Regions from separate parts of the Mus musculus genome. Here region 1 is linked to region 2. Evidence: chromatin loops called from intact Hi-C (ENCODE). Cell type or tissue: left cerebral cortex. All regions are shown on one strand.

Region 1 (8,000 bases), 140 kb after region 2:
CCGAATAAGCTTGACACTTAGACTTTTCACTCATCAATGAAAGGGATTTTTAATAATATATTTGCTGTTTGTCTGTAACAAATGAATAAAAACTCTAGCATATTTTCCTGCTTAATAAAAATATTTGTGTGACTACTGACTATTTACAAAAATATACATGTGGATGAATGGGTAGATAAATGGATGGCTAGACTGATAGGTGGAGGGTAAATAGATGGAGAGGTGAATGGATGTAGTGAGCATAAGAATGTAGATATATGATACTGAGATTATTACAGGGGCAATGAAATGAGCATTTATACTGAATTAGAGAAAAAGTATTAAACCACTACTAACTACAATTATCTTTAGGTTCTTTTATATATCTGTGTATCCGATACTGCATCAATGTTTTAGAGGTCTCTTAATAAAACCAGACAATTTGCACTATTTTTATACCTGCTTAATTGGTGAGAAAATCTGGGCTCAAATTGATTGACTAAAACTGTAAATGAAGTAAGTGAACTGTCAGAATTTAATCTTGATGCAGGACCACCTATCCAGGCAGAGGATCTTGACCATCCAGTCATTTTACCAAGAAATACAGATATCTATATTGTTGAAATATATAGATACCATCCACCATGTCACTGGAGCAGAAGCTGAGAAACTCACAAGCACTAATCCTCCCTTCTCTATGCCAGGTATGACATTTATAAGGCTCAGGTGTTTTCCTATTAGTGAAATGAATGGGTTGGGCTGAGATGACCCAAGCTCCCTACCATACAGAATATCGACTACATATGATATCATGGGCTATTTCTACTGTCTTTGGATACCTTTCAGATGACTGTGGCTTTCACGGTTGACAAATAACTAAGAAGGTGATCTGTATCCCTGTATTGACCATTAACACGGAGCCAGGTTGATTAGCTGCACCCATCAAGTTCTGGTTCCTGACATCTTTCCTAAAATTAAAGAAATGTCACTAAACAGTAGGACTTAGCATTTTGAGTATGTAGTAAAGATGCCAGAGGATCAAGAGGAAATTGTAAAGATAGTGATTTTTTTACTTAGTTTGAAGTAAAGAAACAGACAAAACTGATTTTGCAATCATTTCTCTGCAAAATTCTGCTACACAGTAGGGTGTCCTGAAACATCCCATCATTCCACAGTAGCTCACATGTGGATTAGACCCCCTTCTAAGCAACCTGCAGAGCCTCCATGAAGCTCCCTAAGATGCTGTAGCCATTAATGGTAACATGGTTAGCTCTTCCTTGCTTAGACACTTTCTGCTTTCTTGTTCTTTCTCTTCCATTTCATCATCTTGCATTCACAACTGCGGAATAATAAAACATCAGTGAAAATTAATATCTCTGAGTCTGGCTCTCACTTTTCCTAGGACACTTGAGATTCACATATTTGTGAATGTTGTGCTAGTACATGAGTTCACTATCTGCCTACGATAACCCTATTTTCACCCACTGTCCAGGAAATTCACTGTTTGTGGTAGAAATCAACAGGAATAACTCAGGTGGTTGGTTGGATGCCCTTCACAGCTACTATGGCATCTCCGAATACTCCTAGTAGCAAGGAATGTATATGTATAATATATATATTATGTGTGTGCATGTATGTATGTATGTATGTATGTATGTATATATGTATATAACATAGACATTAGACATATGGAAAATCTCCCCAGACATCATAGATCAAAGGTCAAAACAATTTATAAGGCTTTGTTCTTGTAATTTTCTACTTGACTGAGAGAACAAACTGAGATATTTTTTGGATAATTTGTAGCTCTCAGATATCTGCACATATCCGCAAACTGATAGAAGATTAATCACAGTGCTTGAATCAGATAATGCTGAGCCAAACTGCTTGTTCTTTCTAGAGGAAACAGTTCAAAACAGTTGTTGGCAACTTCAAGATTGGAAAAAAAATGACTAAAATTAAAGGGACGTTCACAAATTCATTTCCTAAGTAGCTAATGCTCAGTGTAATTAAATAATACCATTACAATGGATAGTTAGATATGGTCAATAGTGCCAAATATTCAGGTAGTCTGTAGCTGGTGTCCACAGACAAGGCAGTGATGGTCTCTAGAAAGCTCCATCAATTTCAATGAAGAACTGCCAATGAATGCTGGCAGTGATGGAGCACTTATCTAGTACTTATGAGGCCCTGGGTGTGAACTCCAGCACTTCAGATGATGATGGTGGTAGTGATGGTGATGATGATGGTGGTGGTAGTGGTGGTGGCAGTGGTGATGAGGGTTATGGTGGTGGTACTGGTGACAATGACAGGAAAAGGATGATGAATGGGAAGTATAGAGAGGAGAAGGAGAAAGGAGGAGAAAAGGTCTGATAATAGAAAAGAGGATACGCTAAATGAATGGGACAGCAGTGAGCTTCTATCATACTCTGTTAAGAGGTAGCTAGTATTGACTCTACTGAGTTGCCTAGAATGTTTCATTCTAATTTGTCTCCTATTTCTGTTGTACTCTGTCTTCCAATTGAATTCCTCCTTCCATCCCACTGCCCATCTGTCCATCCCAATGAATGACAAGTACCTTGCCATCTGTGATTGGACATTGCCACATATGAGTGTAGTGCCTTATCTAACACTTGTTCTTATATTCATTCAACAAATATTTAATCATCTGTTGTATACCAAGTTACTATACACACACATTCACACACACACACACACACACACACACACACACACACACACTTATTTAAAGCCTTTTCTTTTGGAGTTTATACTCTATTGAAGAAAGACAGGTACAGTAAAATATCCATAATAACAATGAAGAAATATAAAGCAGAAGTGGAACAGCTAAGCCAGACTCCTTTCTTCCCCAAATTATTCTGTGCACACCACAAGGGCTTCCAAAGAAAGAGGAAACACATAGAGACTTCAAGAGCCTGAGAGTGGCAGGAAAAGGGTAGGGACCTTTTTGTAGAGGTCAGGAGAATGCTGTAAGATGTCAATAAGGTCTTTGAGGACCAAGGGGCTTTGTAACTGAGACTTGAACTCATTCTCTGAGCAGGCAAAGATTTGGCAGTAGTCTAGAGTCTCACTGCTTGGCATGTCTTCAGATCAGCCACATCAGCATCATACAGAAGCTTGTAAAAATTAATAATCCCAGGCTAGCCCTAGGCCCACCAAATTGGAAGCATTATTTTTATATGCTGCCCAGCTGACTCCAGTGCAAATTAAAGTTTGAGAAACACCTTTTTAACCAGGGTTTGAAGAGTCATAAAACCTTGATGCCAAGCCACATCTGATGCCTGTTGCAATGGAATTTGTGAGGGGGGGGGTAACAGAATTTTCAAAATCTAAGCATGAAAGTTACAACGTGAAATTTCTTCTTGATTCTGGCCTCTGTATGCTGTTGTGAGCAGATATTCAACTGTGACACAATTTGGAGAATAAGAAACCACACCTCTGACTTCAGGTGTGGCCACATTCATCATAAACCCCCCAAAAGCTCAGTTAATGAAGCAAGAACTTCTGAGTAGAAAGACGTACACATTCACTCTTTGTGAAGAGGTTTTCTCTTCCTGGTGACAGGCTGGCAGATCTGGCCCCCTGCAGGTGGCTCTGCTGTTGCAGACACAGGACAGAGCGGACACACCCATGCTGGGTTTGCTGTTCCTTCCTGAGCAGCACATAAGGATGCTGGAAGAGAGGACAGCGGGGCTTTGGAGCAAAGAAGAGCATGTAGTCCCTAATCCATATCAACAACAGGCTCTGTTCTTGAGGATCAGCCAAAACGCTTTATTTCTCATCAAAACTGAGTCATACTAAAAAAGCAAGAAGTAGAGCCAAGATGCAAACTTTCTCTAGCACTTTCTTCCCAGAACCTTAGTCATGCTATTTACCTATGAGTATCCTTTGAACCATTTCCCCCTGCATTTCCCACCATCAACCCTAAATCAATGGAAGGGGGCATGGCAGAAAGCACTGATCTGGACAGTACTCCACTGGAGCATCTGGGCTTGCTTACAGGCTTGGATCTGGCAGGAATTACTGTTATGTCTTAGAAAATGATGTAATCTCTCTATCTCGTCTCCTAGAACATTGTGAAAAAATACAAATTTCCCACCAAGTTACATCCTCTGTTCACACATCTCTTCCTTCCCCCATATTGGCACCAATATTTAGGAAAGGAAAATTACCATTCTCCATAAGAAAGGACCAGAACATGCAACTGAGAGCAAGCTCAAGGCCAAGAAGACTAGAATCCTCTCTGGGCTTAGCGGTAAAACCAGCCCATCTTTCCTAAATTATTGGTTCATTTAGATTAGCTGGTTCTATCCATTTTCATTGGTCCAGCTATGACATTATCCCAAGAGCTCACAGTTCCTGATTCAGGCCATCTTACATTCAAAATTACTTCAACTAGATATTGTGACACTCATTACACACACACACACACACACACACACTCTCTCTCTCTCTCTCTCTCTCTCTCATGACACAGAGAGAGAAAGAGAGAGAGAGGGGAGGGAGGGAGGGAGGGAGGGAGGGAGGGAGGGAGGGAGGGAGGCAGGGAAGGAAGGAGGAGGAAAAAAGGAAGGGGGACATGGCTCAATAGACTTTGACATCTTCTCTATGCCTCTTTAAAGGAGGACACTGGAGCCATCCTCCAGTTACTTCTGCTCAAAACAGTCCTCATGTTTAATTTTCATCTCCTTTTCTCCATGGAAAATTGATTATCAGCTCCTATGAATACAGTAACAAAAGTATCTTTTCACAGGAAGCAAATCTGGTCACATGACTTCTCTCTTCATCCCATGGCAGCTCCTGCCTCTAGAACAGAGCCCAAGTGCCTTTGCCTGCTTTTAAGGAAGATCCTTAGGACCCGCCCTGTGAAGTCGCAAAGCTCCAGATTTTGCTAGCTCTTTTGTAAACACATGCTCTTGGCGTGGTGGACTCATTAACTTCTGAATGAAATGTGCTGTTTGTTACTGTGAAAATGGAGACAGAGCCTCACTTCCCTTTCTCTCACTCCTTCAGGACAGTGTCCCCATCTCCTGCCTCCTACTGGAAGATGACTTATAGAGAACCTCCACTGGATATCTGGTCATTGGACTTAAGCTCCTGGTGTTTCTGTCACAGGCCTTCGTTGACATCTGCTATTTAGTGACAAAGCTGGACTAGGTAAGAACTTCCATGAGAAGACAAGCTTTATCTTTGCCCCATTGTTCTGTTCACAGTCACAAGTAGACACCTTCTACTGTGTTCAAGAACCAAGAGACCCCTGGCTACTTACACTCAAAGTCTAGCCAATGATTCACACCGTTTCTAACTTTTTTTTGATGATGCCACAATTACAAGACACCATAAGTTGTCTTCCTACATCATTTTGTTGCGTTTCCTCCTATAGACACATCATTCCTTCTCCATGCTTACTTCTAAAATGCAGATTTGATCATTTCCCTTCCTGGGTTAAATTTTGTTTTCATAGGCACTATTGTCCAAAGGTTAAAATCTGCCCACCTTAAAATAGCACATGTTATGTTCCTTTGCAGTCTTCCCAGCTTTAAACCTCAGGAAATCTGGAAGCCCCACCCCCCTCAGATTCCCATTTTTTAGGTTGAAATGGCCTCCTGATGTGTAAATACATCATTGTCTTCAAGAGTTCATTTCATGTATCCATTAGGGATAACATATACTATACTGTGTATCAACATCTGTATCAGGTACAATGATGGACAAGAAAAACATAGATGTGCTCTCCCAAAAGGTCTGAATCTCATGGGGAGAAAAGGGTGCTTGTACTTCCCTTCCTAACTGATGCCTCTTTTGTGATTCATCGTGTACCACTCTGTCTGTCAACATGTCTACTCTTGTAGCTTTTTGTTTACACATATGTCAGATTATACCAGGAAGTACCGTGCCTATTCATCTGGCATCCCCAGCACTGGAGAAGTGTCTGACATGTGCTAGTTATTGAATAAATGTTTATAGGATAAAGGAGTAAGGACTTGCTTAGCTTTTCCAGTATTTGAAGCTCTGAGGCAATGGAACACACAATGTCTGTCATAAATGGAGAAGAACAGCTCTCCTCAGAAGAGGACTGGTTGGAACTGGATATTCCTCCAGAGATTAGTTCTACAGCCAAGTTCAGCAAAAGGTATCAGCTGTGAAGATGAGGGTTATAACAATAGATGAGTTAAGGTTCCCCCACTAAACAGGATTTCCCACTGGACTCAACCCATAAGCCTTCCCCATTTCATGCATATATTGAATTTGAGGTTTGGTTGTTGCTGGTAGAAAGAAACAGATTTTTGTTTTTAAAATTTAATCATGATTTAAAACTATTGAAATATTTATCAAAATTCAACATGCCTTTTCCACATGACCGATCAGCAATTTTGTGCTAATGGGAAGCTGAAGCCAAACCAAATGCCTATTACTAAGGAAATGGATTCATATAATACAGTACTTACACACTTTTAAATTATATGCAATGGGAAAAGGCATTGAACTTAATAAGCTTAAAATAGTATGGTTGCTGAAAACTGGAATAGAAAAAGAGTAAAATAAAAAGAGAACATGGATTTCAGGACAATATTATTTATATTTTTAAAATTCATGTATTCAAAATGGTATGTATTTTTTACAAGTATATGAATGTGATTAAAGAGTATATATATATATATATATTAAACTATTGGAAGGAAATAGCAACATTGAGAAACAAGAGGATATTTTTTTAAAAGATCAGAATTTCAAATTGGATTGGACATAGGCTAACATGCTATCCTGGAAACAATCCGTATCCATGTTCATGTAAAAAGCACAGGTAAATGTAAATAAAGAAAACATCTAATAATTTTAAAAAAGAAGCACACGTACATTACCATGGCTACACTACTAAAGAAAATATCTCTCCCTCCCCATCAATCACTGAAGAGAGTTACTGTCTTCTTTGTTGCCTCCTAAACACTCTCCATTACTGTAATAGAACCACATTCTGTGGTCCATTGGGAGCTTTCCTTTGTGCTGAAAGATAGACCTTGGTCATGCGGGCAGTCTCTCCTGTCAGAGTCTACCCTGTAACTACATTTAAGTACCAGGGCTTATTAAGGCCAGAGTCTGAATCTGATTACATAGCTTAGCCTGAATGCAGTTCCTGTGTATAGATGCTCTTGTGCACATATACCAATGCTTCTTACTCTGGTGCTGCTTATTATCTACCCCTGCTGCTGAAAGCTTTCTTCTCTGAGCCTCATAGAGTTCATGTGTGTGGTAAGATATCTTTTGGTACGTCATTCCTATCCGAAAATAGCTTCATTTCTTAGGGGACAAAGTCAGAAAGCTTCAAAATATACAGGCTGAAAGGAAAGGGGTCTCATGGTTTATCCCACCACAGTGTTGTCGGTGACTTGTCCTGAATGAGTTTCTAAACACATAAAATGTTGCTTCTCTTTTGGGAAACATCTTTTTATTTTCTGGTCTAAGCTCCCCACTATACTTTATCATGCAATCTTCTAAAATACAAATAAACAGAGAAGAAGCTTTTAAAGACACGGTTCCGGATAAATTATGTCTGGCTAAAGCAAGGCTGTCTTATGTAAGTGAATGATTGTGGTTCAGGTGCTCATAAGACATATGCCCGTAAGACAGCAGAGCACTTGGCTTGGCTTCTCATCAGAATAATGCAAAAAAAAAATAAATAAAAAAAAAACACTGAATACTGATCATTTTCTGAGACCAGTTAACACAAAAGCAACTAGAGAAAGAAATATTTACTTCCATGTCAGGACAGGAAAACTGAAGTTTAACAGACCTGAATGCATTGCACATCTTGAAACAACATTAATAAAAACAATAAAGATTTGAACCCAAGTCCAGCTTATTCTAAAGCCTTATATTCACTGTAATAGTAAAGTATTCGTAGTTGTCCAGTACTGACTGAGTTGGCCAGCACACCCAATGCTGTTAGGCACAATATCACTTCTACGAGTGCTACTGGAAGGTAGATGCGATTTCATGTA
Region 2 (8,000 bases):
TTTAGAGCATATGTTTAGAATCTCTAACAACCTAATTTGTTCCCCAAAGACAGTTCTGTGAGAAAGGAGGTCGGTTTGGTCAGAGGAAGGCAATTGAAAGGAGTTAGGGCTCTTAGCACCAGGGAGATTGTTAAGGAAGATGCTCCCAGAGGAGGCAATGAACACTAGATTTGCAAATATTTCCTCCAGCTAGTTGTTTGCTGAGAGCTGACAGGGGCCATGTTTACTGGCATCCCCCACCTCTCAGATGAGTATGCCCACCCAGAGCGAGGAAGGGGTTAATCTAATTGAGACTTTATTGGCTTGTGGGGAAGCTGAAGGGAAAACCACACAGAGGAACTCATGAGCCTTCATGAAAGTTTAATTTGATTTTGTGAAAGGGGAACAACTTGTATCTGGGCTTGCTGTGTTTAATATTAAAGCAACGATGGGCTCCTAAGACAGGCATGGAGCTGGGTAAAGCATAAGCCACAGACGGAGTGGTGTGTGTGTGTGTGTGTGTGTGTGTGTGTGTGTGTGTGTGTGTGTGTGTGATGAAGGAGGCTTTCTTTGAGTTGGAAGGCCAGGGTGAGGGGCAAACCCAAGGTCCCAGATGGGAACTTCTAGTTTAGGCTTCATTTTCATGAAAAACCTCCAATTAGGCTTCTCCACAGGTTGCTTATGAATATTTTCGAAGATAGCTTGATAACATTAACAAAAGCAGACTTCCTTAATGAACTTTAAAAACTTCATCACCAGGCCACTGGATTAAATGTATTCCTCAATTTTATACTTTAAAATAAATTTTGTCATTATACTACATAACACATTGTATTGCTCTGGAAGTCTCTCCTTTTGTGTATGTGGTGTGGTTGTGGAATGTTATGGTGTGATATGGTGTATCTCTGTGTTGGTCTATGAACACGGGGGCCAAAAGTCAATGTTGAGTTATTATTTCCAATTTTTCTCCAGCTTGCTCTCTAGACAGGGTATCTTACTGACCTTGGTGTTTGCAGATTCAGTTATATTCCTGACCAATGGGCTTTAGGAATCTTCAGAGATCTGCCTTTTTCCCATGGCACTGGAATTACAGTCCTATGACAGTAGGTAGGAATCAACTGTTTCTTTTTACATGGTTGCTGGGGACTGAACACAGGTCCTCCATTTTACATGACAAACACTTTACCTATTAAGCCTTCTCTCCAGCCAGGGTTTTCTCCCATTTTGTTGTTAAAAATAAACACTAAAAACAGTTCCCAGTGTTTATAAGGATGTTTTTGGCATTTTCCTGTCCATTATGGTTTGAGTTTAAAATGGCCCACTTGCTTTACAGACTCATGTGCTTTGCTTGGTCCCCAGATGGTGGTGCTGATATGAGAAGCTGTGAAACCTTTCAGAGATAGCATCTAGCTAGAAGACTTAGGTCACTGAGGATAGGGCTTGAAAGTGCTTTCTGGTTCCTCCTCCCCAAGCTCTCTGCTTCCTGCTCTGGCTGGAGAGATTTACCACGTTTGCAGGATATCCAAGATACTCTAGCTGCCTGCCATTCCCTAACCATCATGATGTGCAGTCTCTTCTGAATCATGAGCCAAAACTAAGCAAGCCCTCTCCACCTGTCTGCATGACATTGCTGCCCCCCTGCTTCTCCTAATTCCATTTAAATTTTCTGCCAGGTAAATAAGGCTCTGTCAAAAGGCTAGAAATTGCTGACCTTGTCTCATTCAGCAGCTGAACAGAGAGAGTGAAGGGGGGCAGGAGGGGGTGGGCAGAGACTCGGGGGACCTTCCAGCCTTGTTTGAAGTGAGAAATGCTAAGCCTGCCATATTTAATGGCTGGCCTGGGAGCTCAGTTGAAAGCAGGAAAGCTGCACTTCTCCTTGACTCGGGCTGTCCTGTAACACTGCCAGGGGCCATGCTAAGTGGTGGCTTCAGTCTGGCTCTAGATAGGACCAAGGGACCAGCAAAGATTTCCAGGCTGCAGTTTGCCTAGTAGGCCATGGCTTTCTCTTTTTAACCCCCTTACATGTAAAAGGAAAACTGCCTTTTCTTTGTGGAGGGCCTAGAACTATATTACTTGCCTTTCTTACTGTTGTGACCAAAATGCCTGACAAGAAGTGGGGTTTATTTTGCCTTACAGTTTAAGGGAATAGAGTCCTCCATGGAGTAGAAGTTACAGAGGCAGGAGTGGGAGGCATCTGTCACATTGTACCCTCAGTCAGGAAGCAGAAACAGAGGAATGCTGGTACTTAGTCCACCTCCACAGAGGAGTGCTAGTACTTAGTCTACCTTCTCTCTCTTTTTTTCTTTGTTTTGGTTTTGAATTTTTGTTTTTTTCAAGACAGGGTTTCTCTGTATAGCCCTGGCTAACCTGGAACTCATTCTGTAGACCAGGCTAGTCTTGAACTGTGACATTTGTCTGCCTCTACCTTCTGAGTGCTGGGATTAAAGGTGTGCAGTACCATGACCCAGCTACCTTCTCCTTTCTAAAAATAAAAAAATAAAAAAATAAAAATAAATTTATTAGTCTAGAACCCAGCGTATAGAATAGCTCACTTCCTGTAGTTAGGATTTGTCTTCTTATCCCAGCTAACCTAATCTAGAAACTCTTTCATAGACACACCCATCGGTTTGTCTTTTAGGCAATTCTAAATCCTATTAAGTTGATAATATTAACTATTCCATTAAGGTTCCTCAGGGAACTACAAAAGGTACCGGAAAGCTCTTCAGAGCAGCACTGGCAGGAGGGTGAGAGGACAGGAAAGTCTGCCATGGAATCACAAATTCTAATAAAAGCCTTGCTGTCAAGCAGCCCTCTCTAGCCATCAGCTGCCTTCCAAAGGTCCAAATCTCAATTGGTCAAGATGGCTAATTGGAAATTATCCTTTCAGATGATATTCTGGGCTAAAGTCTCCCAATGCTCTGGGACTGTGGCACACATGCGTGTTAGTTTGTTGATCTTTGGATCTCTGGAACAAACACTCCTGTCTTATATTTCTATCCAGTGCCCCAGCTGGCAACAACTGCCTCTGATTCCCCCGTGAAGATGTTATCTTCTCCACTTTCTGACATCTGAACAGTCTTCTTTTATCAAATAAAGAAAATACTCCTAGGATTAAAAAAAAAGAGAGAGTAAAAAGCTGCAGAGTCAACACGTATGAAAGCCTTCTCCTTGCCTTTTCAGAACGTCTAATTATCAATTTAAGTGGGCAGTTTGCCGCAGCCCTCGCTGATTAATTTATCAAATGCTGAAGCCTCTCTCATTCACCTCTTACTTAGTTCAGCTAAGTGATGCAATGGCAAGCAAGTCAGTGTCTCTGAAAAGCCCCTGCCTTGCCATGCTGTGGTCTTTATTCCCAATCCATGCTGTTCATTTCACTATTTCTCGCTGTGAATTGTCCTGGGCTAGTTCCTGAGACCTATCTCACTCACTTTCTATGGAATGAGTGACCTCAGACAGGCTGTGGCTTAGGGCAAAGCCACAAATTCATTAACTGTCTCAGCCACTGATGGATGGGCCTGCCCAGCCCCCCAGCCCATTCTCTGATGAGAATCAATTTCACTCTCTCCCACAGAAGCACTGGTGGCATCCTCTAATGAATAACAAGCTGCAGCTCACGTGTGCGTGTGTGTGTGTGTGTGTGTGTGTGTGTGTGTGTGTGTGTATGCTTGGTGTGCCATCATTCTCCAAAGTGGCTTTCACACCTGCTGTGATGCAGCATTGAGAGCAGTAATTACTATCATCTCCATTTATGAGAGGATGGAGTTTATTCTTAGACAGATGTGTGTCAGCTGTCCAAGTTCAACACCTCATGTATCCAACTGCTACAACTGAGCCATAATATACCAACTTAAAACTCAGTGGCATTCAACAAGAAACATTTATTTAGCTCCCTCATCTATGTGTTAGCCATGAGTCAGCTGAATGCACTGGGATTGGCTGATGTGGTTGGTTCTGCTCCAGGAGTCTTTTATTATCCAGAAACAGAGGGCTTCTCTGATGTGCCCTGTGTGGTTATGATGGAAACTCGTGACCTTAGACAAGAAGCAGGCACATACTTGCTTATATTTTATCTATTTGTCAGAGGTTGTCTTGTAGCTAAATCAAGTAAAGGGTTGGTGAAGAGGCTTTGCTGTCTTTTGTGGGAGGAGCTGCAGTCACACGACAGAGGCACATGTCAAGGAGTGATAAAGACTCCTGTCTGGGAGTTGCAATGGACTATAGTCACTTTGTCTACAATCCAGATTATCCTAGTCTTTGGGCATGTCTATGAGGAATTGTCTTTTTATGTCAATTGAGATGGGAAGTCTTGCTTATTATGGATGGCCCCATTCCTTAGACATTTTGTATGAGGGTGAGAGAGTAAGTTGAGTGCAGATATGCATGAATGCATTAATTACTTTCTGCTTCTTGAGTATGTATGTATGCAATATGATCAACTATGTCAATGTCCGGCTGCTGTGACTTCCCCACAGTGAAACATAATCAAAGGTCTAAAAGAGGGTTTCCTCAAAGTACTTTATATTCTCCTGGTATGAATATTTGAAGGGGCATATCTGTTGTACCAGGCTCTTTTAGGAATGATCTTATAGGAGCCAAGTGGTAGTGGTGCATGTCTTTAATCCCAGCACTCAGGAGACAGAGACAGATGAGACTCTGAGTTTGAGGCCGGCCTGGTCTACAGAGAGAGAATTCCAGGACATCCACAGCTACACAGAGGAAACCCTGTCTCAAAAAATAAAACCAAAAGCAAAAGCAAAACCCTCAAAACCAACCAACCAGATAAATAAATAAACAAACATCAACAGAGTTCTATGGTCTCACCTGCCCCAATTCATGTATTAGAAACAGTCCTTAATGTAATAATAGTATTGGAGGGTGGAACATTCTATGGATCTGCCTTCATGAATATACTAATGCTGTTTCTTTATAAAAAACTTTAACAGGAGTCTTTTATTCTGCCTCCTGTCAAGGAGGATACTGGTTCACTCCCCCTGGAGGAGGCTATCTTGTATATTTTGGGCAATTCTCAGCAAATGTCAGGGACTTGACTTTGTACTTCTAGTCTTCAGAACTGTGAGGAATAAAGATCTCTTCCACATATTTCCTGTAGTCTATAGTAGTTGGTTAGAGCAGCACAGATGAACTAAGAGAATAAGAGACAGCTTCTGTTTCTATGGAGCTTAATTCCTAGCAAAAGGGGGCCAGAACAATGTCTAGTGATACAGATGCTGTGCTTCCGTGAAGGGCCAGAGAAGAAATATTTTTGATTTTGGAGACTTCAAGGTCTCTGATACTATGGCTCATCTCACAGATAGATCAGGAAGGCAACTGTAGAGTAAATAGGAGTGACTGAATTATCATAAAACTTTGTTTACAAAACCAAGCCAAGTAGGATTTGATATAGAGGCTTAGGTGGTCCTGATTTGGGTGTACACAATACAGTAATGGAATGTGTAATGACTTGACTGTGAATGTCATCCCCTATTAGCCCATATATTTGATTGCTTGGTCCCCAGTTGGTAAAACTGTTTGGGAAGGATTTGTTCATGTGACCTTCTTGGAGATGTGTCATTGGGAATAGGATTTAGGGTTTTGAAAGCCCACCCCATTCTTATTTATGTCTTTGCCTCCTACTTGCAGATAAAGATATAAACTCTCAGTTCCAGTGTTGTTCCTGCCGGCTGCCATGCTCCCCCCATCATGAAGGCCATAGACTCACATCCTGAAACTGGGAAACACAATAAGCCTTTTGTTTATCAATGAAGTCATGGTATCTCATCACCAGGCTAGAAAGGGTAAGCTAGAATAGCAGAAGAAGGGGTGGAGATCAGAGAACAACTTTTCATCCATGTAACTTAAGGTGATCCCTAACCAACAGGAGGAAGGAGACCATCAATCCAGTGAAAGCCATAAGAGAGAAGGTCCCGGCCATGGGAAGAGCTAGCACAAAGGCACAAACACACAAAGGTAAAAAGGTTAGAAGAATCCAAGGAATGAAAGCAACCCAGAGGATGAACAGTGTGGTTGCACTTATGGGAGAAAGGGAGAACAAGGTGAGTGTAATTTGGGCTAATAAATTCAGGTATTTATAAAAAGCATAATATGAAGTGTAAAATTTATTCTGACACTTGTTAAAAAATAGTAAGACAGATAACATTTAAATTTCTACAATAGAGGAAAGCAGGATTAGTGATTTATGTTTCTGTGCGTCATGTAGGATAGAGCCAATAATTGGGGAAGGTGGTCGCTCGTTTTAATTGGCAACTTGACAAAATCTCAAATCACCTGGAAAGAGTGTCTCCATAAGGGACTGTCTAGGTCATGTTATCATATGGGGGTGTATCTTGATTATATTAATCTTGATATTATCTATCTATATATTATCTATATATATTATCATGGTTATATTATATTGAGCTGGGAATACCAGCTCATGTGAGTGGCACCACTCCCTAAGCAGGGGATATTGAACTGGATAAGAACAGAGAAATTTAGCTGAGTATAGGCATGCGTGCATTAACTATTTCTATCTGCTTCTTGACTCTGTATGGATGCATTATAGCCATCTATGCCAGGCTCCTGATTGCCAGTATTTTCCTAGTGATGAATGGTGTAGTAGATTGAATGAAAAATGCCTCAGCTAGGCTCATATATTTGAACATTTGTCCCTCGTTGTTGTTGTTGTTTGGAGAGCTCATAGAAACTTTAAGAGATACCGGCTTGCTGGAGAAAGTATGTCACTGGAGGTGGGTTTGGAGGATTATATAGCTTTGCTCCGGTTTCTGTTTCCTCTCTCTCTGCTTCCTATGTACAGATTAAAAAAAAAAGTGTCATCAGTCAGCTTCCAGATCTTGCCCCCATTCCATGCTATCCTTTCTATGATGGACTTGATCCCCTGGGGAATCATGGCCCAAACAAACCATTCCTTCTTTAAGTTGCTTCAGGTCAGAGTGTTTTATCACAGCAGTGGAAAAGTAACGAATTTAGACTTTAACATGGTCATGAGAGCTAGAATAAACCACTTCTTCCCTCAATTACTTTTGTTAGAGTTTATTATCACAGCAACAGAACAAACACCAAGACAGGCAGACAGTGGATTGAAAATTGCTCTGAGATTGAAATCTAAGTGTAAGAGGATTCTTTCTCAGCTGCTTGTTACAGTGTTTACTAATAAAAAGGTCAAGTGTTTAGATAACAATATATGGAAGAAGCAATACCTTCACATATGAAAAGTTGAGAGTCTTACGTCGAGGAAGTAAAAGGGATACAAGGGAAAGGACCCCAAGACTGGAGCTTCAGCTGTAATAGTCTGTCTCTGATTGAAGGGAAGATCTAGAGCAAATGTCAGATTAACTTCAGTTAATTCTGTATGGGAAGCTGTGGATGATGCCTTTAACAATTTACCTAAAAAGTAACAAAATGAGAGACAGCTGAGGCATCATGTGAAAACTCCTAACTTCCACGTTGAGATGGTTTGGTACCAGTTTAAGCCAATTGGTTTGGTTTCCCAATGGTCAACTGTAACTTTTTTTGATTGTCAGTGAGCTTGAGAAACTCTATTTTGAACTTCAGGACAATTTTAGAAAATATACTTGAAGTTATTATTAATATGTCAACTTAAATACATTAAATACATTAAGGTTTTTATTTTTTTTAAAGGAGACTTTTTTTTTACTGGGTGAAACTAGAGTTGTCAGTACAAGGTCAGAGTAGTGGGGCAAAGTCAAGATGTACTCAGTGTGGAAGCACAGAGCAGCCCGGGGTTTGGACAAAGAAGAAGCCTGTTATCCATCACTGTAGGAGCTTGGGAAGAGGAGTGACATGCTTTAATTTTTATTTAATCAGACTGCTTGTTGTTTCTGGACTGATTTCAAGAAGATAAGAGCAGAAGCAGGGAGAAAGCATAGAAGGTGACCTTCCTAGTCTGTGACAAGCTAGGCCTTGGATGCGAGGTGTGTCAATGGAAACGGACACAAGTCAATAGCTTGGAAGGTCCTTACAATAGAGGTTAGAGGTTAGAA

Evidence for each region. A loop is a pair of places that touch in the nucleus more often than their neighbours do. Peaks named below come from ENCODE experiments on the same cell type or tissue, not always from the same donor. Only the 100,000 strongest peaks of a DNase experiment are listed, where the experiment ranks them.
Region 1: a loop joins it to region 2, with 2.7 times the contacts of the local background. A loop is called at or near these places in 3 of 42 quality-filtered maps.

What each region holds. Positions count from the first base shown.
Region 1 is chr15:68,791,712-68,799,711 of GRCm38, forward strand. No RefSeq gene overlaps it. Among named protein-coding and RNA genes, the nearest start is that of Gm49415, 40 kb to the left of the region's middle. In left cerebral cortex, a CTCF peak has its summit at 3,597; DNase peaks (open chromatin) are centred at 3,722 and 4,039; H3K27ac peaks cover 1,834 bases.
Region 2 is chr15:68,646,718-68,654,717 of GRCm38, forward strand. No RefSeq gene overlaps it. Among named protein-coding and RNA genes, the nearest start is that of Gm25987, 21 kb to the right of the region's middle. In left cerebral cortex, no CTCF peak of the experiment used is centred here; a DNase peak (open chromatin) is centred at 3,907.